Linked DNA regions of Homo sapiens: region 1 is linked to region 2. Evidence: read pairs that join two places in POLR2A ChIA-PET (ENCODE). Cell type or tissue: GM12878. All regions are shown on one strand. Links, peaks and the distances in the headings refer to the core of each region. The heading gives the core; the rest is flanking DNA. Region 1 overlaps DNM2 (dynamin 2). Region 2 overlaps SMARCA4 (SWI/SNF related BAF chromatin remodeling complex subunit ATPase 4).

Region 1 (16,929 bases), core at 4,675-9,674, 230 kb after region 2:
GGTACAGGCAAACCTCAGTCTCGGCCTCCTGAGTAGCTATGACTACAGGTATATGTCACCATGCTTGGCTAATTTTTTTTTTTTAGAGATGGCATCTTCCTATATTGCCCAGTCTGGAGTGCAGTGGCACAATCATACCTCACTGCAGCCTTGAACTCCCGGACCCTAGTGAACTTCCCACCTCAGCCTCCCAAGTAACTGGGACTGCAGGCACACACCACCATGCCCGGCTAATTTTTTTATTTTTTGCAGAGACAGGGTCTCGCTATGTTGCCCAGGCTGGTCTCAAACTTCTGGCCTCATGCAATCTTCCCGCATCGGCCTCCCAAAGCACCGGGATTACAGGTGTGAGCCACTGCACCTAGCCTAGTACTATTGCATCATTTCAGTACCTGGCCTCCTATCCATGGGCCCAGGCCAGGCCCCAGGGTCCTGGCCCAACCTCCCACCTTCCCCAGTGACCTTTCTAAAATGAAGATCCTGCCTCCAAGCTTCTCTCTTGCAGAAACCAAGTGACTGGTCCTAGCCCGTCCTGTCCAGTCCTAGTCCCAGTGCTGACCGGGTTCCCCAGCCCCACCCCCTGCACCTGCCTCCTCTGAGTTCTCTCTGGCACTGCTGGCCTTCAGGCCTTTGCAGGGGGTGTTCCCTCTGCCAGGAAACCCTCCCATAGGCCCTGCCTACCTGGCCATGGGCAGGTGTGATGGCTTGCGCCCCTCCCTCCCAAATACACACCCCTTCCCACTCCCAGCAAAACGGCCTCTGATGAAGGTCTAGTCCTGTGACACGCCAAGACTTCTGCACCTGGCCTGGTCACTGCTAGATCCTCAGCACCTAGAACAGTGCCTGCCAGACAGTGTGTGCTCATTAAGTATTTGTTGAATGGGTAAGAAGAATCCAGACTGTGGAGCCAGGCAGCCTGGGTTCAAAGTCGAGCTCCGCCCCTCCTGGGCTGTGTGGCCCTGGACAGGTCTCTACCCCTCTCTGGGCACTGACTTGGCCATCCATGAAATGGGAGGACACTTCCAGTCTGCCACAGAGGGCCCAGCCACCGGCTTGGCCTGGCTCAAGTCACTTCACCCCACCAGAGCAGGTTTCAGAGCTCTAAAGTGGGCCACCTCTCCCTGGAAGGGGATAAGCGCTCCAGGAAGGCGGTAGGGGACAGGCAGGGAAGGGTGCAGCTGGGAGGCAGCACCCAGCAGCGATGGGAGAGGTGCCAGGTTGAGTCCAGCAGATCAGAAGCCCAGGCTGTTTATTTACCGTTTTTTGAACAGACCACAAGGCTCCACCAGGCGCCTTTTGACTTCCAGCCCCTATGAGGGTGGGGACGGCTACGTGCAGGAACGATGCAGGCTCAAACCCAGAGCCTTCCCATGGGAGGGAGAATCAACAGATAAGCCCACAGAGGGTGAGTCAGCAGTGTGGCCCAGAGCCAGCACCCCAGGGCAAGCCACCCCTCACCTGTGCAGCCTGGTGCTGGCAGGGCCTGGCCAGGACCCTGGGCTGGGATCCCTTCCTTGTCACCATATGCTCAGCACAGTCTCTTTGAGCCTGAATGTGGCTGGGAGGGCTCACGTGACACCACAGCCAGCCTTCAGCATGGCACTGGCCACAGGAAGAGGCTTCGGCAGGAGCCCACACTCCAGGGCCAATTTCCACCCTGGCCTCTTCTCTCAGGACTCTGATAAGAGCCACACAAGGAACGCTGGCCACCCAACAGGCTGTCTCTAACCCCATCTCGGGCAACATAGCGGCAAATCCTCTGACAACCCCAGAGGGGTTGAAAGTCACAAGGATGCCAGGGCCAAAAGTCCCATTTCAGACAGGTGGACTGAGGTTCAGTCTCAGGACTTGCCCAGGACGCTCAGCGAGGGAGGAGCAGAGCCAGGACACGAATGTGGGTGGGACACCAATGAGGCAGACCCGCAGTCACCCGCACCCACCTCAGGGGCTTCTCTGTCGCTCTGTTGGAGCAGAAGTGGGGACCCATGCCCAGTCTCCTCTGCCCACCTCGGTCCCTGCCTCATCCTTCCAACAATAGCCATTGGTCACCCAGCAAGGACGCCCAAGCCTTACAGTGCTCGGCCCACACAGTGTCCGCAGGTAGGTGCCACTGCATCCCTGTGGTCACCCCAAAGGGCAGGGAGGGGAGAAACCCCTCACGAGGCTGCAGACCTGGGGCTCCCCTGGCCCTCACCCACCCGCCTTGTCCAGCCGCGAGTCCTGCTGGTTTCACCTCCACATCAGGCCTGATTCTGCTCAATTCCCTCCACGTCCAAGGCTGTCAGCGTGTCCCACTGTCACCTGCCTACACCAGTGCAGTCGTGCCCTTGGTCCCCACAATCTGCCTCCCACAAAGCAGCCACAAGGTGCCTGTGCACACCATGTCACTGTAAACCCCTTTGTTATGGGCCCTCCTTGGGCTCCCGCTTCACTTGGAATAAAAGCCAGACTTTTCCCTGCAGCCCCCCAAGCCCTGCACGACCTGTCCTGTCACCTTCCTGTCCTCACCTCCCCCTACTCTCTGTCTTGCTGGCTTTACTCCAGCCACATATGCCTCCTCCATGTTCCCGAAACACACCAGACACTGTCCTGCCCCAGGGCCTTTGCCCAGGCTGTTCCCTCAGCCTGGAACCTTCTTCCTGCAGCATTAACAGAGCAGGCGGGCAGCTCCCAGCAAACTGCACCCTCCCTCCCCCCGCCATAGGAAGCTGCTCCCCTTCTTTCACACATCAACCCGCTCAATGCTCAGTGCCACTCACAACTGGCATCTTCCGGGTTCCTGATGTGTTCACCCAGCTGCAGTCTGTCCCTGCCCCCACCTCAACATCCTATTAGAGTGGCAGCCTCATGGGCGCAGGGTCCCGTATCGGCCCCTTCTCTGCTCTCTCCCCAGTACCCAACACACACCCAGGCAGGAGGCAGATGACCAATGCTTGCAGAACAATGGGCCAAATCTGCCATTTTACAGATGAGGAGACTTCTCACTTCCACAATCCACTCCTGGCCTCACTCCTCCCCAACATTCCCAGCCCAGCAGCCCCTCCCTGATCAGGAATCCTGCAGCTCCCGGCTCGAGGCCCGCCCTTGGCACTCAAGCCGTGGCATCACCTGCTCCCTGGTCTCATCCAAGGGACACAACAGGCTGGGAGCAAAAGCAGGAGGTGACCTGTGGCAATTCGTGATCGTGGCTCTGGGACTCTCCAGGCCCTGGCTGGAATCCAGTATTTCCTTTCTGGACAAGATGGGCAGGTCAGGTAACCTCTTTGTGCCTCAGTTTCCCAATCTGTTATGTGGGAATGATGCCACCTGCCTCAGAGAGGAGGTGGAAGGGTTTGTGAAACTCTTACCATGATACCCAAAAGAGAACATTCGCCCCATCGAATCAAAGTAAAACTCAGGCTGAGCACAGTGGTTCGTGCCTATAATCCCAGCACCTTGGCACGCAATCTCTTGAGCCCAGGAGTTTGAAACCAGCCTGGGCAACATGATGAGACCCTGTCTCTACTACTAAAAAAAAAAAAAAAATTGGTTGAGTGCGGTGGCTCATGCCTGTAATCTCAGCACTTTGCGGGGCCGAGGCGGGCAGATCACCCGAGGTCAGGAGTTTGAGACCAGCTTGGCCAACATGGAGAAACTCCGTCTCTACTAAAAATACAAAAATTAGCCAGGCGTGGTGGTGGGCACCTGTAATCCCAGCTACTCGAGAGGCTGAGGCAGGAAAACCGCTTGAACCCAGGAGGCAGAGGTCACAGTGAGCTGAGATTGTGAGATCATGCCATTGCACTCCAGCCTGGGCAACAGAGTGAGACTGTCTCAAAAAAAAAAAAAACAAAAAACAAAAAAAAAGCCGGCACGGTTGCTCACACCTGTAATCCCGGCACTTTGGGAGACCGAGGCAGGTAGATCACCTGAGGTTGGGAGTTCGAGACCAGCCTGACCAACAGGGAGAAACCCCGTCTCTACTAAAAATACAAAATTAGCCAGGTGTGGTGCATGCCTGTAATCTCAGCTACTCGGGAGGCTGAGGTGGGAGAATCGCTTGAACCTGGGAGGCAGAGGTTACAGTCAGCCAAGATCACACCATTACACTCCTGCCTGGGCAATAAGAGTGAAACTCCATCTCAAAAAAACAAAAAGGAAAACTCGATACAATGTAAGAACATGACCCTCCTCTGCTCATAACATTTGACGGTTTGACAGTTCCCAAGTGCCCCCCATGGCCCTGTCACCTCCGTGCCCTCCTCCCCCACCACCCCCTCACTCCCTGCCTCCAGCCACATTGGTGGTCAAGAAACAGCAAAAAGGCCGGGCGTGGTAGCTCACACCTGTAATGCCAGCACTTTGGAAGGCCGAGGTGGGTGGATCACCTGAGGTCCAGAGTTCGAGAGCAGCCTGGCCAACATGGTGAAACCTTGTCTCTACTAAAAATACAGAAAAATTAGTGGGGTGTGGTGGCGTGTGCCTGTACTCCTAGCTGCTCAGGAGGCTGAGGCACGAGAATCGCTTGAACCTGGGAGGCAGAGGTTGCAGTGAGCCAAGATCATGCCACTGCACTCCAGCATAGGTCAGAGTGAGACTCCGTCTCAAAAAATGAAATAAAAAGAAACAGCAAGGAGGCCAGACATTGCTGTCGCAGGGCCTTTGCACATGCTGGCCTCCTGCTTCGAAAGACCATCTCATCTCCTCCAAGTATTTCCACAATCCTGGCTATCTCCGGTTACCAGGGACTCAACTCAGATGTCACCTCCTCAGAGAGGTCTGTCCCCTACTGATGCCCACCTCCCCTTCATGTTGCCCTGTTTTCCTTCTAAACACAGCACTGCCCACTAGTTGGTACTTTTCTGGTTTATTTGCACCTCTTTTTTCAGAGACAGGATCTCACTCTGTCATCCAGGCTGGAGTGCAGTGATGCAATCATAGCTGACTGCAGCCTCAAACTCCTGGGCTGAAGCGATCCTCCTCCCTCAGCCTCCTGAGTAGCTCGGACTACAGGCACTTGCCACCACGCCCAGCTAACTTTTTTTATTTGTGTTTTTCTGTAGTGATATGCTGCCTAGGCGATCCTCCCACCTCAGCCTCCCAAAGCCCTGGGATTTCAAGCGTGCCCAGCCTAATTGCTCATTTATCTAACAGTCCCAACTAGAATATCAACACCTTGAGGGCAGGGGTCTTAAGCGCCCTTTCCCCAGCACCCAGAAACATATTAATGCAGTGGTTTGGCAAGGACAGCCGACTCCCTGAGGGCAGTACTTTGTGGAATGAAAACCGATAATGACCTAAATGTCCACTGGCAGGGAACTGGCTAAATCAATCTTGGGAGCTAGTCCGGGGAGCAATGCAGGCTGCAGTGCCGAAGGTCAAGTGCGATGCACGGACTGGATTATGCGTGGGGGATGATGTCCTCCACTTCGGGTTTTTTTTCCGCACATCCCCATTTCCTGTGTATGGACAGCAGGCTTGAGGTCATGTGAGGTGTGCAAATGAAAAACTTGCTGTTTTATAGTCTCCAACGTGATTTGAATGTCAGGCTTTTATAACTTTTTTATAACTGTGATTGCAGGCCAGTGTTGACCTTGTAACTTTCAGCAGTACTGAGAAACCCCAAAGAAACTGGCCGGCCCAGCAGCATTTTCAAGAGTGACGGGGAAACTGCTCAAATGTGGGGTCCTGGAGCTCACAACTCCGCCCTCCTAGGGGTGTCCTCGGTGTCATCCTAACTGCTCCCCACTGCAAGGGGTGGCCTGAGTACCCCAGCCAGCCTGGTGAGTGCCAGCTGTGGGACCTTGTTAGCAAAGTCTCTCCCATCTTGCAACAGGTGTCCTGCTCTGTAAAACGGTTGTGGTGAGGACTGGAGGAGACAGTTCCAGTTGCCAGGGCAAAGTGAACGCTCACTGTGTCTGCAGCCCTTACAGGGTGGTCAGCCATGTATGGATTTCCAGCTCTGTACCACCCTGAGGGCCCAAGTGAACTAGAGGCAGGCAGCCGGGCACCACCCACAGTCTGCATTCCACAGCCAGCCTCCTGGAGCCCCTTCCTTCCAGGGGAGTAGGTAGTGACCTCCAGGCAAACACGTTCTAGTTCCCTCCACCCCGAGACTCTCCCGGGGTGATGGGGAGCCAGCCCATAAGGAAATATCCAGGCAGACTCAGTCCACAATGTCACAAGTGACAGGAACAGCCCGGACCCGTTCTTGAGGTCTTTGTCCCACCCCCACAGCGTATCTCTCGGCAGATCCTGCCTTGGATATCCAGACCCATCCCCTCCTCCTCTGTTTCGCTCTAATGTCCTGAGGCCAAGTCTCCCATCTCAGGGCAAAGCCTCCCCCAGGCTCCCTGCCCCACAGGCTTGGAAAACTGCAAGTCAGATCACACTGTGTGCCTGATTTTTAAAGAATTTTTTTTTTTTTTAGATGGAGTCTGGCTCTGTCACCCCAGCCGAAGTGTAGTGGCAGGATCTTGGCTCATTGCAACCTCCGCCTCCTGGGCTCAAGTGATTTTCCTGCCTCAGCCTCCTAAGCAGCTGGGACTACGGGCGTATGCTACCACGTCTGGCTAATTTTTGTATTTTTTTTTTTTTTCTGGAAACAGTCTCGCTCTGCTGCCCTGGCTGGAGTGCAATGGCGTGATCTTGGCTCACTGCAACCTTGCCTCCCGAGTTCAAGCAATTCTGCTGCCTCAGCCTCCCAAGTAGCTGGGACTACAGGCGCACGCCACCACACACGGCTAATTTTTTTTTTTTTTTTTTTTTTTTTTTTGAGACAGAGTCTCGCTTTGTCACCCAGGCTGGAGTGCAGTGGCGCAATCTCGGCTCACTGCAAGCTCCGCCTCCCGGGTTCATGCCATCCTCCTGCCTCAGCCTCCTGAGTAGCTGGGACTACAAGCACCCGCCACCACACCCGGCTAATTTTTTGTATTTTTAGTAGAGACGGAGTTTTACCATATTAGCCAGGATGGTCTCGATCTCCTGACCTTGTGATCCACCTGCCTCCGCCTCCCAAAGTGCTGGGATTACAGGTGTGAGCCACCACACCCAGCCACACCTGGCTAATTTTTGTATTTTTAGTAGAGACGGGGTTTTGCAAGGCTGGTCTCGAACTCATGACCTCAGATGATCCGCCTGCCTCAGCCTCCCAAAGATCTGGGATTACAGGTGTGAGCCACCATGCCTGGCCGCATGATGTTTTTTCTCACCCGAGCACCTGTGCTTCCTTCCCACCCCTCAGGCCCCCAGCTAGAGCATCAGCTCCACAGGACAGGGATCTCGTCTGTCTTGTTCACTGCCCTGCCTCCAGCACACTATCTGGCACACAGCAGGTGTTCAGCAAATGCTAGCTGCACGGCAAAAGAAGCTGGCATCACGGCCGGGCGTGGTGGCTCACACCTGTAATCCTAGTATTTTGGGAGGCCATGGCAGGCGGAACACCTGAGCTCAGGAGTTCAAGACCAGCCTGGGCAACATGATGAAACCTCGCCTCTACAAAAAATTAGCCGGGCGTGGTGGCACACGCCTGTGGTCCCAGCTACTTGAGAGGCTGAGGTGGGAGGATCACTTGAGCCCAGGAGGTTGAGGCTGCAGTCAGCGGAGACTGAGCCACTGCACCACAACCTGCATGACAGAGGGAGACTCTGTCTCAAAAAAAAAAAAAAAAAAGAAAGAAAAACAAGCTAGCATCTCCAGGGCACTGCACAAAGCTCCAGGCACACAGGGCCTTCTTCCACCTTCACAGGGCTCTGGCCAACCCTGTTTTGCAGATGGGGAAACCAAGGATAGAGAGATTAAGTCATCCGGTCTATTGGCACACAGCTAAGAGCAGCCCTCCTGACCAATGAGGCACCAATCCAACCTGCGTCTAATCTCCATCTGCCAGGCACCATCCCGGTCACCACACAGCACTTCCAGGGGCACACAAGGAAAGGAAACCTTGGACTCCAGAGACAGGAAGGCCAGGCTCAGCTTCCTCATGGGGACAACTGAGCAAGATCATTGGGTGAAGACTCTGCAGCCTGGCAGCTCAGCCACAGCCTCACGGCAGGAACTGAATGAAGGCTGCCACTTCCCCAGCCCTCAGTTTCTCTATGAAATTGGGATAACAGCACCTACACTATGGGGTTGTCAGCAGGACAAACCCAGGGTCTAGCACGCATAAGGCCCTATTCCACAGGACTAGTTCACTAGTTCATGAGGGTGACGGGGGTGGGAGTGAAGGATGTCAATGCCTGGCACCACAACAGGCACAGACCCTTCTTCTTGGCACCCCAGCAAAGAGCCTTGGCACAGCCTTTCCTGGTGGGCCTGGCAACATCACTCTAAATCCACTTCTGATGCAACATGGCACTCCCTTGCAGGGTATCCACCCTGAGCATAGCAGACACACAAGCCTGCGGACCCCCAAGTCTCTGGCAGGAGGGGAAAAACTAGAAATAACCTAAAAATTCAAGGGGGAGAGTGATCAGTGTTAGTGGGAGTAGGCTCGACCCAGGAATACTTGCAGCTATAAAAAAGCACAGGACTCTCTCATGATGCTGCAATCAAGCAAAAACAAAGAAAGAAAAAAAGAAAGAAGGAAAAGAAAGAAGGGTAGAGGAAAAAGAAAAGAACAAGAACAAAAAGGAAGGAAGGAAGGAAAGAAGGGAGGGAGGGAAAGAGGAAGGTAAAGAGGAAGGTAAAGAGGAAGGGAGGGAGGAAGGAAAAAGCACAGAACAAAAGAAATATTGGCCAGGCGTGGTGGCTCACGCCTGTAATCCCAGCACTTTGGGAGGCAGAGGCGGGTGGATCACAAGGTCAGGAGATAGAGACCATCCTGGCTAACACGGTGAAACCCCGTCTCTACTAAAAATACAAAAAAAATTAGCCGGGCATGGTGGCGGACACCTGTACTCCCAGCTACTTGGGAGGCTGAGGCAGGAGAATGGCGTGAACCCGGGAGGCGGAGCTTGCAGTGAGCCAAGATCGCGCCACTGCACTCCAGCCTGGGCGACAGAGCAAGACTCTGTCTCAAAAAAAAAAAAAAAAGAAAGAAATATTGGCCAATTTGGGGCTGAGCACAGTGGCTCATGCCTGTAATCTCAGCACTTTGGGAGGCCAAGATGAGAGGATCACTTGAGCCCAAGAGTTCAAGGCCAGCCTGGTCAATATAGCAAGACCCTACCTCTAGAAAAAATACAAAAATTAGTCGGGTGTGGCACACGCCTGTGGTCCCAGCTACTCGGGAGGCAGAGGTGGGAGGATCATGTGAGCCCAGGAGACAGAAGCTACAGTGAGCTATGATCATGCCACCACGTTTCCAGCCTGGGAGACAGAGCAAGACCGTGTCTCCAAAAAGAAAAGAAAAAAGAAAGAAAGAAAGTTGGAGACTTCAATACCCCACTTTCAATCATGGATGGATATCAGCATTGGTATCAGGCAAGAAAAATAATAATAATGGATGGAACAACCAAATAAAAGATAACAAGGAAATAGAAAATACGAAACCAATAAGACCTGACAGATGTGTACAGAACACTCCACCCAAGAGTAAAATACACATTCTTATCATGTGCATATGGAACATTCTCCAGGACACACCGTATTCGAGGCCAAGCCATAAAACATGACTCAATAATTTTAAAGAGATTGAAATCATACAAAGTAGTTCCTCCAACCACAGTGAAATGAAGTTAGAAATGAACACAAGAAAGATGTTTTTCAGAAATTCTCAAATATATAGAAATGAACATACTGCTAAATAACCTATGTATCAAAGAAGAAATCATAAGAGAAATGAGAAGATATGCTGAGATAAATGAAAATGAAAACACAACATATCAAAACTTATGGATGCAGCTAAAGCAGGTTTACAGGGAAATTCATAGATGTAAGCAACTGTATTTAAAAAGAAGGAAGATTTTGGCCGGGCGCGGTGGCTTACGCCTGTAATCCCCACACTTTTAAGAGGCCGAGGTGGGTGGATCACCTGAGGTCAGGAGTTTGAGACCAGCCTCACCAACATGGTGAAACCCCGTCTCCACCAAAAATACAAAAATTAGCCAGGCATGGTGGTGGGTGCCTGTAGTCCCAGCTACTCAGGAGGCTGAGGCACGAGGATGGCGTGAACCTGGGAGGCGGAGCTTGCAGTGAGCCAAGATCGTGCCACTGCACTCCAGCCTGGGCGACAGAGCGAGACTCCGTCTCAAAAAAAAAAAACAAAAAAAAGAGAAAGATTTCAAATACTTTCAGATTTCAATAATCTTCCACTTCAAGAACCTCAGAAAAGGAGGGTAAACCAAATCCAAAGAGAAAAGAAGGAAATAATTAGAGAAGAAATAAAGAGACTAAAAAAATGGAGAGAGAAGTTAACACCACCACAATTTGCTCTTTGAATAGATCAACCAAACTGACAAACCTTTAGCTAGATTAACCAAGAGAAAAAGAGATAAGACTCAAATTACAAAAATCAGAAATAAAGAGGAGACATCACTACCAACCTTTCAGAAATAAAAAAGATGATAAGGGAATACTATTCTAACAAATTAAATACACCCTAGATGAAATGGACAAATTCCTAGAAAGACCCAAATTACTGAAACTGACTCAAGAAGACACAGAAAAACTCAATAGATGTACAAGAAATTTAATTAGTATTCAAAAAACGTCCCACAAAGAAAAGTCCAGGCCCAGGTGGCTTCATTGGTGAATTCTTTTTTTTTTTTTTTTTTTTTTTTTTGAGAGAGAGAGAGAGTCTTGCTCTGTTGCCCAGGCTAGAGTGCAGTGGAGTGATCTCGGCTCACTGCAACCTTGCCCCCCAGGTTCAAGAGATTCTCGTGCCTCAGCCACCCAGAGTAGCTGGAATTACAGGCATGTGCCACTACACCCAGCTAATTTTTGTATTTTTAGTAGAGAAGGGGTTTCACCATGTTGGGCAGGCTGGTCTCATCAATTCCTGCCCTCAAGTGATCTGCCCGCCTCAGCCTCCCAAATGCTGGGATTACAGGCGTGCGCCACTGCACCCAACCAGCATGGATGAATCTTGAAAACATGATGCTAAATAAACAAAGCCACACACAAAAGGCCATATACTGTAAGATTCCATTTATAGGAAATATCCAAAATTGGCAAATTCACAGACAGAAAGGACATTAGTGGCTTCCAGGTGCTGGGGGAGGGAGGAACTGCTTCATATGTATGGGTTTAGGGGAAATGAAAGTGCTACAAAATCAGATAGTGGTGCTGGTTACACAACTGTGAATATACTAAAATCCACTGAATAGTATATTTCAAAAGGATTAGGTATTATGGTATGTGAATTATATTTCAATAAAAATATTTCAGGAAAATAAAACAGTACAGGAGTTCCCCATGTCCCCATAGAAGAACAAGGGAACACGTCCTTCTTTTATTTATTTATTTATTTTTGAGACGGAGTCTCGCTCTGTCGCCCAGGCTGGAGTGCAGTGGCGTGATCTCGGCTCACTGCAAGCTCCTCCTCCAGGATTCAAGCCATTCTCCTGCCTCAGCCTCCTGAGTAGCTGGGACTACAGTACAGGCGCCCGCTACCACGCCCCGCTAATCTTTTGTATTTTTAGTAGAGACGGGGTTTCACCGTGTTAGCCAGGATGGTCTCAATCTCCTGACCTCGTGATCCGCCCACCTCGGCCTCCCAAAGTGCTGGGATTACAGGCGTGAGTCACTGAGCCCAGCCTTTTTTTTTTTTTTTTGCGATGGAGTTTTGCTCTTGTTGCCCAGGCTGGAGTGCAACGGTGCGATCTCAGCTCACAGCAACCTCTGCCTCCTGGGTTCAGGCACTTCTCCTGCCTTAGCCTCCCAAGTAGCTGGGATTACAGGCACCCACCACCACGCCCAGCTAACTAACTTTTTTTTGTATTTTTCATAGAGATGGGGTTTTGCCATGTTGGCCAGGATGGTCTTCAACTCCTGACCTCAAGTGATCCACCCGCCTCAACCTCCCAAAGTGCTGGGATCACAGGCGTGAGCCACCACACCAGGCCAGGTCCTTCTTAAAGAGTAACAACCGCTGGGATCCCCAGGAAGGGCCTGGCCTCCAACTGTGGCCAGTCCTCATCCCACCCTCCTGTAGCCCTCCCTCCCCTGTTTTTTTTGTTTTGTCTGTTTTTGTTGACATGAGGTCTCACTATATTGCCCAGGCTGGTATCAAACTCCTGGGCTCAAGCAATCCTCCCACCTCAGCCTCCCAAAGTGCTGGGTCTATGGGCGTGAGCCACCATGCCCTGCCACCTCGTGCCCTTTGATACTGATCTCAATGAAAGTCTCCACTTCCTTTTTATTTATTTATTTATTTATTTATTTTTTGAGATGGAGTCTCGCTCTTTCACCCAAGCTGGAGTACAGCGGCGTGATCTTGGCTCACTGCAACCTCCACCTCCCAGCCTCAGATGATCTGCCCACCTCGGCCTTCCAAAGTGCTGGGATTACAAGCATGAGCCACCACGTCCGGCCTACTTCCTTCTGTTGTGAGACTAATGCTTGTCTCCTCTGCCAGGCCTAACTCCTCTTGGTGGCAACCAGGCCTGTTTGACTCCAGAAGGGTGGCAGTTCAGGTCAGAGCCTGGCACAGAGCAGGCTCAGCAGACATTGCTGAGTGGGTCTTGCTCAGTGATTGACAAGTACATCAATGAGTGCATCCCGAGAGGGAGATGGGTGCCCCGATTACCTATCGCATGCCAGGCACCATGCAAGGGACTGCGCTACAGCCAGGGGCACCGCCCTACCATGGGGCATTCCCCTTCTAGTGGGGGGAGACAGAAAGAGAAATCAAACAAATAGGCCGGGTGCGGTGGCTCATGCCTGTAATCACAGCACTTTGGGAGGCCAAGGCTGGCAGATCACCTGAAGTCAGCAGTTCGAGATCAGCCTGGCCAACATAGTGAAACCTCGTCTCTACTAAAAATACAAAAATATACGGGCATGTTGACGTGCGCCTGTAATCCCAGCTACTTGGGAGGCTGAGGCAGGAGAATCGCTTGAACCCGGGAAGCAGAGGTTGCAGTGAGCCAAGATCGCCACTCCACTCCAGCCTGGGAGTCAGAGCAAGACTCCACCCCAAAAAAAGAAAACAAGAAACCAAACGCATAGGTGGAACAATGACAGGAATGACAAGTGGTTCCAAGAAAAATTAAGCAGGGGAAGGGGACAGAGAGAACAGGGTGGGGCGTTTGAGCAGAGTGGCCAGGGGGAGAGCCTTTTGAGAAGGAGGCTTTTAAGCAGAGGCCTTAGAATGCTGATGAAATGAGCCACAGGGTTATCTGGGGGAAGGGCAGTGCAGGCAGTGGAAGCAGCATGTGAAAAAGCCATGAGGTAGGACAGCGCCTCACCTGCATGAGAACATCATGGAGCCTCAGGGACGACTTCATTTTTACCCTGAGGGAACTGAGGGCCAGGGAGGATTCCAAGTAGAGGAAGGATATAGGGTCTCCCTCTGTCTCCCCGGCTGGAGTGCACTGACAGGATCACAGCTCACTTCAGCCTCAAATTCCTGGGTTCAAGCAATCCTCCCACCTCAGCCTCCTGAGTAGCTGGGACTGTAAGTATGCGCTGCCATGCCTGGCTAATTTTTAAATGTTTTGTAGAGATGGGGGTCTCGTTATGTTGCCCAGGCTGGTCTCGTACTCCTGGGCTCAAGAGATCCTTCCACCTCGGCCTCCCAAAGTGCTGGGATTACAGCGTAAGCCACGGCGCCCAGCTAGGAAGGATATTCTTAACAGGCTCCCTCTGTCCACTGCAGGGAGAACAGCCTGGGGGTGAGGACAAGGTTAAAGGTGCAAGACTGAGGAGGCAGAAACTGTACTGGTCCTGGGGAAGTAGTGACAGTGGATGGAATAATACACAGTTATAAAAACCAGTACCAGCTGGGCACAGTGGTTCACGCCTGTAATCCCAACACTATTGGCACACCAGCCTGGGTGCCAGAGAGAGACTTTGTCTAAACAAACAAACAAACAAACAAAAAACTAATACCGTGGCTTTCCACGTACTAATACACAATGATCTTTTCTATGAAATCAACAAGCTGATTCTAAAATATATATGTGGAGGCAAAGGAACTAGACTAGACAAAACAATTTTGAGAAACAAGAAAAAAGAGGACTCACATGGCCTGATTTCAAGTCTTACTATAAAGCTACAGCAATATAGAAATGAGTGGGCGTGGTGGCTCACGCCCATAATGCCAGCACTGTGGAAGGCTGAGGCAGGAGCATCACCAGCCCAGTAGTTTGAAACCAGCCTAGGCAACATTGTGAGACCCCATCTCTATTTTTTTCTTTTTTTCTTTTTTTTTTTTTTTGAGACAGAGTCTCACTCTGTTGCCCAGGCTGGAGTGCAATAGCGCGATCTTGGCTCACTGCAACCTCCACCTCCCGTGTTCAAGTGATTCTCCTGCCTCAGTCTCCCAATTAGCTGGGATTACAGGCACCCACCACCACGCCCAGCTAATTTTTTTGTATTTTTAGTAGAGACGGAGTTTCACCATGTTGGCCAGGCCAGTTTCAAACTCCTGACCTCAAGTGATCCACCTGCCTCCAAAGTGTTAGGATTACAGGCGTCAGCCACTGTGCCCAGCCCCCATCTCTATCTAAAAAGAGAAGAAAGATATGTGGTTTTGGAGAAAGGACAGAGCCATACATCAACGTCACAGAACAGACAGTTCAGGTTGGACCCACACAAATATGGCCAACTAATTCCAGACAAAAGCAACTTTAGGGAGAAAGGATGGTCTTTTCAATAGTGCCAGAAAAGGCCGGGCACAGTGGTTAATGCCTGTAATCCCAGCACTTTGGGAGCCAGAGGCAAGAGGATTATTACATGAGTCTAGGAGTTTGAGACTAGCCTGAGCAACACAGCGAGACCCCATCTCTTGAAAAAAAAAAATTAGCCGGGCGTGGTGGTGGGCGCCTGTAGTCTCAGCTGCTCAAGCGGCTGAGGCAGGAGAATCGCTTGAATCCGGGAGGCGGAGGTCGCAGTGAGCCAATATCACACCATTGCACTCCAGCCTAGATGACAGAGCGAGACTCTCCAAAAATAAAATAAAAATAAAATTTTCCATGATCCCAAAGGATAGAGTATGAAAAGAAGAAAACTAGTAACTTTCCAGTGGGGAAACCTAGCAAGCCTACCTCAGCCAAGAGATCAAGGTCAGCATCATCAGTTATCACTGTCAATAATTTATCAGTCTTGTTGGTATCCTATACTCCTGATAAGATTCACAGAAGATGGCTGGACGAGGTGGCTTACGCCTGTAATCCCAGCACTCTGGGAGGCAGAGGCGGGCAGATCATGAGGTCAGGAGATCGAGACCATCCTGGCTAACACGGTGAAACCCCGTCTAAAAAAAAATACAAAAATTAGCCGGGCATGGTGGCAGCCTGTAATCCCAGCTACTCGGGAGGCTGAGGCAGGAGAATGGCGTGAACCCAGGAGGCAGAGCTTGCAGTGAGCTGAGATCGCGCCGCTGCACTCCAGCCTGGGCGACAGAGCAAGACTCCATCTCAAAAAAACAAAAACAAAAAACAAACAAACAAAAAAAGATTCACAGAAGAGAGGGGCACCTCACCAATGGCCTTCTTCCCCAAAACTCACACCCCAGGCTCACCATGAAGAATTCCAGATAAGCCCTAATTGAGGGACATTCCATGACTTACCAAGGTTATAAAAAACAAGGAAGGGCTGAGTTGCTTCCCAGACCAGAAAAAGGCTTAAGGAGATCCGACAACTAGATGCAATGTCCAGTCCTAAGACAGGAAAAGGGGTGATTTTGTTTGAAAAATAAAATTTCTCAGTATGTATACTTCCAGACAGCAAGACCCCCATCTCGATAAAAAAAAAAAATTTTTTTTTAAATTAGTCTCATATGGGAAAAATTGAAGAAATCTGTACATTCTGGCTTTGGCTTTTTTTTTTTTTTTTTTTTTTTGAGACAGGGTCTGGCTCTGTTGCCCGGGCTGGTGTGCAATGGTGCAATCATCACTCACTGCAGCCTCAACCTCCAGGGCTCAAGTGATCCTCCTGTCTCAGCCTCCAGAGGAGCTGGGACTCCAGGTGAGCACCACCAGGCCAAGCTAATTTTTTTTTTTTTCTACACACGAGGTCTCACTATATTGCCCAGGCTGGTCTAAAACTCCTGGGCTCAAGCAATCTAGCCTCCCAAAGTGCTGGGATTACAGGTGTGAGCCACTGTACCTGGCCTCCCTTCCTTTTTTTTTTTTTTTTGAGACAGAGTCCCCCTCTGTTGCCCAAGCTGGAGTGCAGTGGCTTGATCTCAGCTCATGGCAACCTTGGCCTCTCAGGTTCAAGCAATTCTCCTACCTCAGCCTCCCGAGTGGCTGGGACTACAGGTGTATACCACCACACTCAATTTTTTGTAGAGACAGGGTTTTGATATGTTGTCTAGGCTGGTCTCAAACTCCTGGCCTCAAGTGATCCACCCACCTTGGCCTCCCAAAGTGCTGAGATTACAGTGTGAGCCACAACATCCCGCCAGGCCTCACTTAATAGTAGTATACCAAGGTTAATTTCATTCATTCATTTTTTTTTTTTTATTTTTTGAGATGGAGTCTCCTTTTGTTGTCCAGGCTGAAGTACAGTGGCGCGATCTCGGCTCACTGCAGCCTCCGCTTCCCAGGTTTAAGCAATTCTCCTGCCTCAGCCTCCCAAATAGCTGGGACTACAGGCACATGTCCCCACACCTGGCTAATTTTTTGTATTTTTAGTAGAGATGGGGTTTCGCTATGTTGGCCAGGCTGGTCTTGAACTCCTGACCTCAGGTGATCCACCTGCCTCTGCCTCCCAAAGTGCTGGGATTACAGGCGTGAGCCACCATGTCCGGCCTCATTCATTTATTTTTAGAGAAGAGGTTATGTTGCCAAAGCTGGGCTTTAACTCCTAGACTCAAGCAATCCTCCCGCCTCAGCCTCCTGA
Region 2 (14,524 bases), core at 9,525-14,524:
CCTTGCGTTTATGTTACTAAGATGCTGATTTTGGAGCCTGAAGCCTCTGGTCCATGGGTATGTCTGCAGGGAGGATGCGCCTGCAGCTACCTCCATAGGTGGGAAGCCCAGCAACGTGGGCACGGCCAGGGCAGGGGGAGGCACTGGCTCCTTGGCGCTCCCCTCTGGGCCTTCTGTCCCCACAGTCTTCTCAGGTCCACAGAGTGTTGCAATGAGGTAGGAAAAGGGACAGCAGGACTGCCACATACTTCATAGATCCTGTGATATTCAGGGACCTATAGCTTCTTCCTCACTTGAAGGTCTTTATTCTAAGTCAAATAAACTGAAACTGACAGCAAAATACAATCCAGCACGCCTGTAATCCCAGCACTTTGGGAGGCCAAGGCAGGGGGATGGCCTGAACCCAGAAATTCAAGATCAGCCTGGGCAACATGGCAAAACCTCATCTCTACAAAAAATACAAAAATTAGCCATGCTTGGTGACACATGCCTGTAGCCCCAGCTACTTGGGAGGCTGAGGTGGGAGGGTTACCTGAGTCCAGGAGGTTGAGGCTGCAGTGAACCATGACCGCACCACTGCACTCTAGCCTGGGCAAAAGGGCGAGACGCTGTCTCAGAGGAAAAAGAGAAAAAGATCCAGGTCATTGAGGGCAAACCATCTTTTCCCTCTCTGAAGGTGGACAAGCCAACGAGCATACACTGGGAAGTGACTGAAATTATAGCTCTCCTCATTGTACATTTTTTTTTTTTTGAGACAGAGTCTCACTCTGTCGCCCAGGCTGGAGTGCAGTGACATGATCTCTGCTCACTGCAACCTCCGTCCCCGGGGTTCAAGCGATTCTCATGCCTCAGCCTCCCGAGTAGCTGGGACTACAGGCGTATGCCACCTAATCGTACTTTACACTGAGCATTAGAACTTCTCCCCTCTCCCTTCCATCAAATCATGCGATGCCGTCACAGCCTCCAGGAACGGCTCCAACTCAAAGCAGCGCTAACTTTGTCAACGGAAAAACAGAGTACACTGAAGATGCTGCCCCAAAAAACCATTTTGTGCCCGAATAAGGCAAGTCTGCTTTTTAGAAGCACGGGGTTTCACAGAGGCTTGTTAGAATGGCCTCTCCTCCTGAAAATGCTGCCTCTAGAGTCAGGCTGCAGTGAAACAGGAACGCGGGTGCCACCAGCATCCGCAAATTCATTTCCGGATTGAAAGCTCAGACACGTGCAGAGTGACAGTAAAGGGGATCCCAACAGCCCGGGAGTGATGCAAAGCCATCCCCAGCAGTATCGCCCAGTGCCAAAGCCTGTGATGAGGTTGCTGGTGCCTGCACTTGAACAAGCACTGGCCGACTTGCAGCACAAAGTGGAGAGCCGTGGAGCGACTCCACGTCCTCAGCTCAGTACTGAGGGGAGCAGCGTGTGATTCTGCTTACTCTCACTGACTTGTACATGCCCTGATCGCAGGATCATAGGTGAACAGCTTGAAGAACACTGCGTCAGACATCCCTCCTGACGTTCCAGAAGGCATTCTTGGGCCCCCCCAGTCAATACCACTCTCCCAGGGAAACCACTATTTTGACTATCACTGTGGCTTCCTTTCACCTGTTATTGAACTTCCAATAAAATGACGGGTGTGGTGGGTCACGTCTATAATACATATATTATATAATATACAATATATACTTATAACATATAATATATGTAACATATAAATAATATAATGTTGGGGGCAGTGGGTCATACCTATAATCCCAGCACTTTGGGAGGCCAAGGCAGAAGGATCGCTTGAGTCCAGGAATTCAAGACCAGCCTAGGCAACATAGCAAGACCCTGTCTCTACAAGTTTTTTTTTTTAAATTAGCTTATACTCAGGAGGCTGAGTAGGGAGAACTGTTTGAGCCCAGGAGGTCAAGGCTGCAGTGAGCCATGATCGTGGGCAACAGAGAAAGACCCTGTCTCAAAAAAAAAAAAAAAAGACAATCACACAGGGTCACCATGTCTGGGAGAGTCATCCGTTCTTTTTATGTGAGCATTCTCATTTTCATAGACATTGTACTCTACCAGGTTCTGGCCAGCACAAATCAAGCTGCTATGAGAGTCATTTGGTGAACACATGCATTGGTTCTTCTTGGGTGTCCAAGAATGAAACTGGTGGTTATAAAGGGAGGCATAAACTTAGCTTTGCTAGTTTTCCAAAATAGTTGTATCATCTACACACACGGTCCCACCTCCCACACAGGGACAGCATTCCAGGTGCTCTTCATCAACCCCAACACTTGCTGCTGTCAGTCCTTACAACTTTTAACAATGTTGCCAATGTCCAATCGCATCTTCTTATGGTCTTCATTTGCATGTCCCTCACAACTAATGGCACGGAGCACCTTTCTGTATGCTTACTGGCTATTGAGATATCTATCTATCTATTTATTTATTTATTTAGAGACAGAGTCTTGCTCCATCACCCAAGCTGGAGTGCAGTGGCGTGATCTCGGCTCACTGCAACCTCCGCCTCCTAGGTTCAAGCGATTATCGTGCCTCAGCTTCCCGAGTAGCTGGGATTACAGGCACGCACCACTATACCTGGCTAAAATATATATATATATATATTTTTTGTATTTTTAGTAGAGACGGGGTTTCGCCATGTTGGCCAGGCTGGTCTTGAACTCCTGATCCACCTGCATCAGCCTCCAGAAGTGCTGGGATTACAGGCACGAGCCACCACATATGTGGCCGGTATCCACTTTTAAAAAGTAGAAAGTATCGGCCGGGCGTGATGGCTCATACCTGTAATCCCAGCACTTTGGGAGGCCGAGGCAAGCAGAGGTCAGGAGTTCGAGACCAGCCTGACCAAAATGGTAAAACCCGTCTCTACTAAAAATACAAAAATTAGCCAGGCGTGGTGGGTGCATGCCTATAATCCCAGCTACTTAGGAGGCTGAGGCAGGAGAATCACTTGAACCCGGTAGGTGGAAGTTGCAGTGAAGCCGAGATTACATCATTGCACTCCAGCCTGGGCAATAAGAGTAAACCTCCATCTCAACAAACAGAAAAAAAGAGAGAGAAGCTCTTAATTCTAATGAAGGCCAGTTCATCAAGTTTGGTCTTTGAGGTTTAACATTTCTGGGGTCCTATTTAAGAAATCCTCGTCTACCGTAAGGTCATGCTGACAGAGGAAGGGAAGGGATATTTGCAAATCCAGCGGGGACTGTGGCTTGCCTTCACCTCCCTGTGATTTACAACTGCTGAGGATGTCTCAGTCACAAAGAAATGGCAAGGAAGGAAGATCTAGCCAGGAGGTAGGGGCCTCAGCCTACTTGATGGTAACAACTGAGACTCCCCGCACTGGGCCCTCACCACCACACAGGGACTACAGTGGTCCTGCTGGCCAGCTGACAGATGACAGGGAAGTGGAAGAGTTCAGGTCACAAGGCCAAGGCCACAGTGGAACTCACTGCCATGCATCCCACACTCTGAACATGGACTGTGAAGCCACGGTGCCACCTGCCTCACGGGTAACCTCCCTGTGGCTCCACCTCCTCCTCCACAGGCTGGAACATCGAACCATCACTCACAGGCAGGAAGTGCCAGCCGCTCAGCTGGTGAAACCAAGGTGCCCCATCTCTCCCCAGGTTTACTGAGCAGCTGCTTAGCACGTGAAAGGTATCGCACTAGGAGCATCACACAGATGAGGTCCTCAGATGCTCCCATCAAAATGTGAAGCAGAGGCTCCTTTCCCTGAACAGAAATGAGAAAACTGAGTCATGGGCTGGGCATGGTGGCCCATGCCTGTAATCCCAGCACTTTGGGAGGCCGAGGCGGGCGGGTCACTTGAGGTGAGAAGTTCAACACCAGCCTGGCCGACTTGGTGAAACCCCGTATCTACTTAAAAAACAAAAAGTAGCTGGGTATGGTGGTGCATGCCTGTAATGCCAGCTACTCGGGAGGCTGGGGCAGGAGAATTGATTGAACCCGAGAGGCAGAGGCTGCAGTGAGCCGAGATCACACCACTGCACTCCAGCCTGGGCAACAGAGCAAGAGTTCATCTCAAAAAAAACAAAAACAAAACAAAAAAAAACTCGAGTCCGTAACGCAGCCTCCCCCCAGCACAAACCGCAGGTAACACTCCTGCCCCGCAATGCTCAGGAACAACAGACTGGCTTCCCCTCTTGGGCGCGCATCAGGTAGAAGCAGCTGGCTGGAGAGCAGCAAACCCCTAGGTGCGATCCAGGACCTGCTGTCAGCCATGACACGCCCACCCTGGCAAGCAATGCACACAGATTTGGCCGGCTGCCAAGAATTTTGTTCTTGTTATTTGTTTATTTATTTGTTTTGGAGACAGAGTCTCGCTCTGTCACCCAGGCTTAGCGCAGTGGTGCGACCTTGGCTCACTGCAACCTCCGCCTCCTAGGTTCAAGCGATTCTCCTGCCTCAGCCTCCCGAGTAGCTGGGACTACAGGCGCACACTGCCGAACCTGGCTAATTTTTTTGTATTTTAGTAGAGACAGGGTTTTTGCCATGTTGCCCAGGCTGGTCTCAAACTCCTGAGCTCAGGCAATCCGCCTGCCTCGGCCTCCCAAAGTGCTAGGATTACAGATGAGAGGCACCACGCCCGGCCCAATTTTTTTTTTTTTTTTGAGACAGGGTCTCGCTCTGTCTCCCAGGCTGGAATGCAGTGGCGCCATCACAGCTCACAGCCTTGAACTTCTGGGCTCAAGTGATCCTCCCATCTCAACTTCCCGAGTAGCTGGGACTACAGGCTCATGCCACTATGCCCAGCTAATTTTTGTATTTCTTTATAGAAATGAGGTCTCGCCGTGTTGCCCAGGCTGGTCTCAAACACCTGGGCTCAAGTGATCCGCCCACCTCAACCTCCGAAAGTGCTAGGACTACAGGCATGAGCCACCGCACCTAGCCCAAGCCACAGTGCCTGACCCACAAACATCTCTTATCCCTCCTTGCTCCCACAGCCATAAGCATGGTGTTGTTCTCAGCCCTCAACCTCCTCCTGGCCAGCTCACCCTCCCTGAAGGGCTGGGGTGAGGCCAGCCCTGTAGAAGCTGGATGGGGTGTGGGGCTGGGTGCACCTTGCTCCGGCGAGATGTCTACACGGGAAGGCCAAACGAGCACGGCCAGGAAAGGTGTCTAAGGACAAGGAACACCTCTCTCTCTACCCCTTCTTACCCCATCGCCAATCATCCCTGCCCTTCTATACAGGAAACGAAGGATTTGGCATTTTCAGCAAAGTCCTGGGGTGGCCAAAGGTCGTCCCTAAGGTGTCTTACACGGTGCCGCTTAGAGTCCTGCAATGGGGCCCTCAATGATAAGTCACTAGCAGGGGAAATTCACGCAGCAATGAAATCCATTGCAGACCAGGAGGCCACACCTACTCAGGTGGAAAAAGCAAAGGATGAGGGGATTCAGGGGCCAAAAGGGCAAGAATAGTTAGTACAGCGTGTGGAAGCCAAATCCAGATGTGTGCGGCCCTTGGATCGGGTGCTGCCGGGGCCTCCACAAGGAGAAAACAGAGCCTGGGAATCCAGGCCAGCAGCCAGAAGGAATGACCGGAAGTGAAACTACTCTGGCACAAGAATCTAAAAGCTAAGATGTAAAACACTCAGTTAAAAGTCCAGGAGGTTAACCCTTTCCCTGGGCCAAAGGGTCTAGAAGTGGTGTGGCCATATTGCCTCAATTTCTTGAGAAGCTCCTCAATTGCCCAGCAATCAGAACCCCCACACAACCCACGCTGCAGAAGTCTTGGCACATCAAAAAAGAATTGAGAGGCTGGGCGTGGTGGCTCACGCCTACAATTCCAGCACTTTGCGAGGCCAAGGTGGGCGGATCACAAGGTCAGGAGTTTGAGACCACCCTGGCCAACATGGTGAAACCCTATCTCTACTAAAATACAAAAATTAGCTGGGCGTGGTGGAGCTGGCCTGTAGTCCCAGCTATTCGGGAAGCTGAGGCAAGAGAATCGCTTGAACCCGGGAGGTGGAGGTTGCAGTGAGCCAAGATCGCGCCACTGCACTCCAGCCTGGCAACAGAGAAACACTCAAAAAAAAAAAAAAAAAAGTAAGGTTGGATATGGTGTTAATGCCTATAATCCCAGCACTTTGGAGGCCAAGGAAGGCAGATCACCTGAGGCCAAGAGTTCGGGACCAGCCTGGCCAACATAGCAGAATCCCATCTCTAGTAAAAATACAAAAGTCAGCCAGGGGTAATGGTGCATGCCTGTAGTCCCAGCTACTCAGGAGGCTGAGGCACGATAATCACTTGAACCAGGAAACGGAGGTTGCAGTGAGCCAAGATCACGCCACTGCACTCCATCCTGAGCGACAGAGACCCTGTCTCAAAAAAAAAAAAAAAAAAAAAAGAATAACTATATATGCATATGGCTGGGCATGGTGTCTCACAGCTGTAATCCCAGCACTGTCGGAAGCTGAGGCGAGCGGATCACCTGAGATCGAGACCAGCCTGGCAAACGTGGTGAAACCCCATCTCTACAAAAACACAAAAGTTAGCTAGGCGTGGTGGTGGGCACCTGTAATCACAGCTACTTGGGAGGCAGAGGCAGGAGAATCACTTGAACCCAGCAGCCAGAGGTTGCGGTGAGCCAAGATCGCACCACAGCTCTCTAGCCCAGGCAATAGAGCAAGACTCTGTCTCAAAAAAAAAAAAAAAAAAAAAAAAAAAAAAAAAAATATATATATATATATATATATATGCATGTTAATCCATGCATAGAAATTACCCCAAAGAAAACATGCACAAACCGCTGTCAGCACAGCCAGTAGCTCTCTCTGATGGCATGTGATGAGGAACTTACCCTTTCCATATCACAGATGTCTGGCGCTTTTTATTTATTTTTTACAATAGCCATCTATTACTTTTTATATTCAGATTTTTAAAGAAAAACTTCCAAGAAAAAAAAAAAAAGCCTAAATCAGAATACCCATGAAATAAATACCCACAAGAAATGCCCAGGAAGTGTCTTTGTGGAAATAAAAGAGAAAGATCAAAGGATGTGAGAACTACCATGTTCTCATTATTTTCAACTTCATCAAAATTATCATCTAAAATAGAAACATCTGTTGACGTTCAAATGTGGAAGGAGACTGCTTGAGGAAGAGAAGAGGTCTGGTCTCTTCTTTCACGCCACCCCTAGCTTTTGTCTTAAAGCACTGCGGTGACCAGCCCCAGGCAGGGCAGGTTGCTAACCAGCAATCGGATCCCTTGGAAATCTGTTTGTTGGAATTATGGTGGTTGTTTTCACCTTGCATGAGAAACTAGCATTATATTTAAGTTTGGTCCCAGGATATCTGCTATTGTGTTTTTTGGGGCTTGGGGAAATTTGTTCACGGACACATTTCAGCAGCAGACCAACGTGGGAGTCAGGTTATGGCAGAGGCTTGGGCGGAACAACAGCAATGGGCAGGATGGCTTCCGCAGAGCCAGCCCCGTTTACTATGCGTGAACTACAAAACAAAATGTTCCCCTCGGTGGTCTATAAGAAAACCTCCAGGCCGGGCGCGGTGGCTCACGCCTGTAATCCCAGCACTTTGGGAGGCCAAGGCGGGTGGATCACGAGGGTCAGGAGATCGAGACCATCCTGGCTAACACGGTGAAACCCCGTCTCTACTAAAAATACAAAAAATTAGCCGGGCGTGGTGGCAGGCGCCTGTAGTCCCAGCTACTCGGGAGGCTGAGGCAGGAGAATGGTGTGAACCCGGGAGGCGGAGCTTGCAGTGAGCCAAGATCATGCCACTGCACTCCAGCCTGGGTGACAGAGCAAGACTCTGTCTCAAAAAAAAAAAAAAAAAAAATTAGCTGGGCGTGGTGGCGGGGGCCTGTAGTCCCAGCTACTCGGGAGGCTAAGGCAGGAGAATGGTGTAAACCTGGTAGGCGGAGCTTGCAGTGAGCCAAGATTGCATCACTGCACTCTAGCCTGGGTGACAGCGAGACTCCGTCTCAAAAAAAAAAAAAGAAAACCGCTTAAGAGCACCTACCCAAGGGACCTAAAAGCATCCAGGACGGTTCTCTGCCTTAGGGGAGTGTCCTCTAACCCCACAGGGACGTGTGGTGTCTACACTGCAAGCCTGCAAATGCTATCCTAGCTATCAATTAGATGGATGTTTTTCAAGCTCTTCTGATCATGTCTCCATGTGACAATGTGACCCAGCAGAAACATAACACGCAGAGTAACCGCATCAAGTGTCACAAATCCATCCTGACCCACGCTCCCTGTGGAACATCAATAACCCCATTCTTTTTTTTTTTTTTTGTAGATGGACTCTGGCTCTGTCACCCAGGCTGGAGTGCAGTGGCACAATCTCAGCTCACCGCAACCTCGGCCTCCCGGGTTCAAGCAATTCTCCTGCCCCGGCCTCCCAAGTAGCTGGAACTACAGGCGCACACCGCCATGCCCAGCTAATTTTCGTATTTTTTGTAGAGATGGGGTTTCACTATGTTGGCCAGGCTAGTCTCAAACTCCTGAGCCGATGATCCGTCCACTTTGGCCTCCCAAAGTGCTGGGATTACAGGCGTGAGCCACTGTGCCCGGCCCCTATTCTTTCTTTTCGGCTGGCCGAGGCCCACTGGATGGATGTCCTGCGCCACCACCGGGTCTGCTGTGTTATCAGCTATATACGCAACACTGAGCGTGAGGAGTGACACTGTGTGGAGACGGCAAGAGGAGTCCCCACAACAGAGGCATGCAAAGGCCAAGAGTGGGCAGGGAGATGCAGAATCCATACCTGCCCAGTGTCACTCGTGACAGGCCTTCCCCACCGCCACAGCAGAGGACTTACTGATGACTACCCCCAAATACGAACAGCGCTGAATGCACCAAGCTGGTTCCAAACACCAGGCATCTGGCAGAGAACAACACAATTCCTACCTGGAGGAGTGGACAGCAGAGTGACAGAAATAGCCAAACATGACACAATGTCACATAGAAAGTGGAAGTGTTATATTAAAAAAAAAAAAAAGTATTCAGGGCCGGACGTGGTGGCTCATGCCTGTAATCCCAACACTTTGGGAGGCCGAGGCAGGTGGATCACCTGAGGTCAGGGGTTCGAGACCAGCCTGACCAACATGGTGAAACCCCATCTCTACTAATAATAAAAAAATTAGGACCAGGCTTGGTGGCTCATGCCTGTAATTCCAACACTTTGGGAGGCCAAGACGAGTGGATAACTTGAGGTCAGGAGTTTGAGACCAGCCTGGCCAACATGGTTAAAACTCATCTCTACTAAAAATACAAAAATTAGCCGGCATGGTGGCAGGCGCCCGTAATCCCAGCTACTCGGTGTGGGGGCTGGGACAGGAGAATCGCTTGAACCCAGGAGGCGGAGGTTGCAGTGAGCTGAGACTGTGCCACTGCACTCAAGCCTGGGTGACAGAGCGAGACTCCGTCTCAAAAAAAAAAAAAAAAAATTAGCCAAGCGTGGTGGTGCACGCCTGTAATCCCAGCTACTCAGGAGGCTGAGGCAGGAAAATTGAAATCGCTTGAACCCGGGAGGCGGAGGTTGGAGTGAGCCAAGATCGCACCATTGCACTCCAGCCTGGGCGACAAGAACAAAACTCCATCTCCCCCCTCCAAAAAAAAAAAAAAAAAGTATTCAGGGTGGGCATGGTGGCTCACGCCTGTAATTCCAGCACTTTGGGAGGTTGAGGCAGGTCGATCACTTGAGGCCAGGAATTTGAGGCCAGCCTGGGCAACACGGTGAAACCTCGTCTCTACGAAAAATACAAAAATTAGCTGGCATGCGGCTGTAGTCCCAGCTACTTGGGAAGCCAAGGTGGGAGGGTCCAGACTGCCATGAGCTATGATTGCACCACTGTACTCCCCGCTGGGTGACAGACCAAGACCTTGTCTCAAAGAGAAAAAAAAAAAAAAAAGACACAATGTCACATAGAGGGTGGAAGTGCTATAAATCTAATCAAGCAGGGTTCGCAGGGTTAACAGATGAGAAGCACTCCTTCTATGGTAGCCTGGGACACCTCAGTGATGAAGATGTCTGAGCAGAGATCTGTAGTGACATGGGCACCATGTGGTTATTTATCTACCACAGAGGAACAGCAAGTGCAAAGGCCCTGGACTGTGCTTGGCATATTCCAAGGCACAGCAAGTCAGCCAGTGTGGCTGGAGCAGGGAAGGTGGGAAAACACACTCTGTTTCTTTTTTTTTTCTTTGAGATGAAGTTTCACTCTTGTTGCCCAGGCTAGAGTGCAATGGTGCGATCTCAGCTCACTGCAACCTCTGCCTCCTGGGTTCAAGTGATTCTCCTGCCTCAGCCTCTCAAGTAGCTGGGATTACAGGCACGCGCCACCACGCCCAGCTAATTTTGTATTTTTAGTAGACTAGGTTTCTCCATGTTGGTCAGGATGGTCTCAAACTCCCGACCTCAGGTGATCCACCCGCCTCAGCCTCCCAAAATGCTGGGATTACAGGCGTGAGCCACCGTGCCTGGCCCACACTCCGTTTCTCTACACTCTCACACAGCACTTTTGACACCAACTCAGAGAAAACCAGTTTTCTTCTACTATACTCTCATAACCGAGAACAATTCTGTGACCAGATGCGTGGGTCTTTTCCAAGTAATTCTCCAAGTCTCCAAACACCAGCTGGGTGTCCTACAATTTAACTCAATTCAGACTCTATCTCCCACAAGTTAAGGACTTTATCGGCCAGATGCAGTGGGCTCACCTAAGCACAGTGCTTTGGGAGGCCAAAGTGGGAGGACTGCTTGAGGCCAAGAGTTTGAAACCAGCCTAGGAAGTATAGCACCCTGTCTCTACAAAAAATTTAAAAATTAGCTAAGCCTGGCAGTGGTGCACACCTGTAGTCCCAGCTACTCGGGAGCATGACATGAGCCCAGGAGCTGGACACTGCAGTGAGCTATGACTGTATCACTGCACTCCAGCCTGGGTGAGAGTGACACTCTGTCTCTAAAAGAAAAAGAGCTGTCCCATAAGACTGCTCCCACTACAAATGCCATTTGCACATCCCAGGGTCCAGTACTTCTGCCCAGCCACCTATAAATTGGGAATTCCCACAACCCCCTCCTCGATTTGATTGATTTGCTAAAGCAGCGCCCAGAACTAAGGCAGGCACTTCACTTCCCATTAATGGTTTATTATAACGGATACGACTCGGGGTCAACCAGATGGAAGCAATACAGACAGCTTCAATGGCCCCTCCGTACATGCCACCCTCTAAGCACTTGGTCTTTCTGGTAACCAGCCCCATCCTGGGCTATCTAGGAGCCCCATCCTAAATCACCTCATAAGCATAAACTCAGCTGTGATCAAAAGGGGCTCATTATGAATTTTAAAAGACACACCTATCACTCCTATGACATGTGGCGCAAAGACCAAATATATTCCATATCATACCTCAGAGGGCAAGTGGGTGCGGCCACAGGTGGGGCATAGGGGAGAAGTCACAGGCCTTGAGGGCCACAGTAAAGGGGTTCCAGGAGCATCCAGTGCAGTGGGGAGCTGCTAGAATGTTCCAGGCACGGGAGTGGCACGGTCTGATAATGACTTTAATTTCTCTGGACATGCTGATGGAATGGATGTGCAAGTGAGGGCAAGAGATGAGGCAAGGGTGAACACCAGGGTCTCGGCTGGGACGTGCTGTTAGAAACATAAAAAGGGGGCCAGGTGCAGTGGCTCATGCCTGTAATCCCAGCACTTCGGGAGGCTGAGGCAGGTGGATCACCTGAGGTCAGGAGTTTGAGACCAGCCTGACCAACACGGAGAAACCCCGTCTCTACTAAAAATACAAAATTAGCCAGGTGTGGTGGTGCATGCCTGTAATCCCAGCTACTCGGGAGGCTGAGGCAGGAGAATCGCTTGAACCCAGGAGGCGGAGGTTTCAGTGAGCCGAGACCCCGCCATTGCACTCCAGCCTGGGCAACAAGAGACAAACTCTGTCTCAAAAAAAGAAAAAAAAAAGAAAGAAATATAAAAAGGCGCCAGGCGTGGTGGCTCACGCCCATAATCCCAGCACTTTGGGAGGCTGAAGTAGGCAGATCCTTTGAGCCAAGGGGTTCAAGACCAGCCTGGGAGATAACATCAAGACCTCCACTTCTAAGAAAGTAAAACCTAAAACATAAATTTTTAAATAAACATAACAAGGCCCCCCTTCCTCGAGGCTGACCAAGCCCTAGAGCAAGGCTTGGCAAAGACAGGCAGGGCCGGGGTTCAGCCCCTGGTTCTTGAGGTAGAGGGTGGAGGCCAGGGAGATTCTGAGAGGAAAACGGAATTCTGAGTTCAAAGAGGTTAAGCCATGCAGAACAGAATCCCGCCTCAAGTCTCTTTGACTCCAGGGCCTGAGTAACTGATTCAGGCCGAGGATCAAAAGGAATAGGATGAGAACCTTGAAGGTCGAGGAAGGGCAGAGTCAAGAGGAAGGGCAAGTAAAGAGCCACTCCCACAGGCACCCAGGAGATGCCTCCAGGAGGCAGGCAAGGCCTTCAGGTGCCCAGCCAGTCCAGGCTGTGCCAGAATCACATTTGATCATCACAGGGGCAGTTTCAGCTCCCTGGGCACAATGAGACATCCACTATGCCCCTTTACTGGGACTTTCGGAGCAAGATGGGTCGCACACAGCAGACCCTCCCCCTCAAGTCTCCCACTGGAACAGGTGAGCAGCAACTGTCACATCAGCCACCTGCTTCCTGAGCCACTGGGGCGTGACTTGCCAGTGGCAAAGAGAAAACTTAAAAAACTCCCAAGAGCTAGCACAGTGGATCACGCCTGTAATCACAGCTAGTCAGGAAGTGGAGGCTGGAGGATCACTTGAGTCCAGGAGTTAAAGACCAGCCTAAGTAACACAGCGAGTCTCCGTCTCTAAAAAAATAAAAAGTGGAAAGAAAAAAAAAACACCTCCTCAAAGAACCATTTTAAAGTCGATCACTATTAAAAACGGGGCCCGTGCTACTCTATCACACTCACAGCTGGCTGCACACAGAGCAAAACGGTTCACAGTGACAAGTGTCCACATACATAAATGAAGCTATGCCCCTTTAGGGAGGTAACAGAGTCCCCAAAAGCAAAGCTCTGGAAACCAGTCTGGGACTTAAAAAAACATTTGAGGCCAGGAGTGGTGGCTCATGCCTGTAATCTCAGCAGTTTGGAAGGCCAAGGCAGGCGGATCACCTGAGGTCAGAAGTTTGAGACCAGCCTGACCAACACGGAGAAACCCCGTCTCTACTAAAAATACAAAATTACTGGCCGGGCGCAGTGGCTCACGCCTGTAATCCCAGCACTTTGGGAGGCTGAGGCGGGCGGATCATGAGGTCAGGAGATCAAGACCATCCTGGCTAACATGGTGAAACCCCCGCAGGGCATGGTGGTGGGCGCCTGTAGTCTCAGCTACTCGGGAGGCTGAGGCAGGAGAATGGCATGAACCCGGGAGGCGGAGATTGCAGTGAGCCAAGATCGTGCCATTGCACTCCAGCCTGGGCAACTAAGCAAGACTCCGTCTCAAAAAAATAAATAAATAAATAAAAATTAAAAAAAAATACAAAATTAGCCGGGCATGGTGGCGCACGCCTGTAATCCCAGCTACTCAGGAGGCTGAGGTAGGAGAATTGCTTGAACCTGGAAGGCAGAGGTTGCAGTGAGCCGAGATCACACCGCTGCACTCCAGCCTGGGAGAAAAGAGTACAACTGTCTCCAAAAAAAAAAAAAAAAACCACACATTTGAAAGGGGCCAGGGTTGGTTTCCACCCTACTAACATTTACCTATTTTCTAAAGAAAGCCCCCTTCCAGTCGGGCGCAGTGGCTCACGCCTGTAATCCCAGCAGTTTGGGAGGCTGAGGCAGACGGATAACGAGGTCAGGAGATCAAGACCATCCTGGCTAACATGGTGAAACCCCGTCTCTACTAAAAATACAAAAAATTAGCCGGGCGTGGTGGCGGGCGCCTGTAGTCCCAGCTACTCAGGAGGCTGAGGCAGGAGAATGGCGTGAACCCGGAAGGGGGAGCTTGCAGTGAGCTGAGATCGTGCCACTGCACTCCAGCCTGGGCGACAGAGAGAGAGCAAGACTCCATTTCAAAAAATAAAATAAAATAAAATAAAATAAAAACAAGAAAGCCCCCTTCCCTGAGGGAATTGGAGGGAAATCAATGTGTCCCTTCTCTCTGCCCTGTAACAACAAACCCAGCTACACCTGGCACTTCCATCCAGGCCCTTTCCCATATATGAAGAAGAGTTGAGGCCACAAATCACATGCCCATCAATCCCACACCCTGAAAAATTAATGATTAATGTCCTTAGGATGCAGTTAACAGAAAACTTCAATCAAGAAATCACTGGGCATACTAATGAGTCCGCTATGTCTCCTTAGGGTTGACACCTATGAGGGTGGCAGCACCTGAAGCTCCATTCAGCCTCAGGCTTCATTCTGACCTGTTCCCTCTCATACCTTCCCCCAGTATTCCAGCAGCTGTTATCCTTCCCAACCCCCGGCTTTTTTTTTTTCTTTTGTAGAGACGTAGTCTTGCTCTGTCGCCCAG

Evidence for each region. Peaks named below come from ENCODE experiments on the same cell type or tissue, not always from the same donor. Only the 100,000 strongest peaks of a DNase experiment are listed, where the experiment ranks them.
Region 1: POLR2A ChIA-PET joins it to region 2 with 7 read pairs; 4 of 35 experiments call an interaction of 5 or more read pairs at or near these places.

The regions. Positions count from the first base shown.
Region 1 is chr19:10,733,635-10,750,563 of GRCh38, reverse strand. All of the region lies in intron 1 of DNM2 (dynamin 2), which reads right to left. Among named protein-coding and RNA genes, the nearest start is that of MIR638, 24 kb to the right of the region's middle. RefSeq lists enhancers at 1-13, 1,149-1,963 and a silencer at 11,554-11,623. In GM12878, for the core only: no CTCF peak of the experiment used is centred there; no DNase peak of the experiment used is centred there.
Region 2 is chr19:10,966,861-10,981,384 of GRCh38, reverse strand. The region is part of intron 1 of SMARCA4 (SWI/SNF related BAF chromatin remodeling complex subunit ATPase 4); the gene reads right to left. Among named protein-coding and RNA genes, the nearest start is that of SMARCA4, 13 kb to the right of the region's middle. RefSeq lists enhancers at 3,547-4,239, 8,047-8,096. In GM12878, for the core only: a CTCF peak has its summit at 12,449 (motif pointing right); a DNase peak (open chromatin) is centred at 12,644; H3K4me3 peaks cover 1,749 bases; H3K27ac peaks cover 2,788 bases.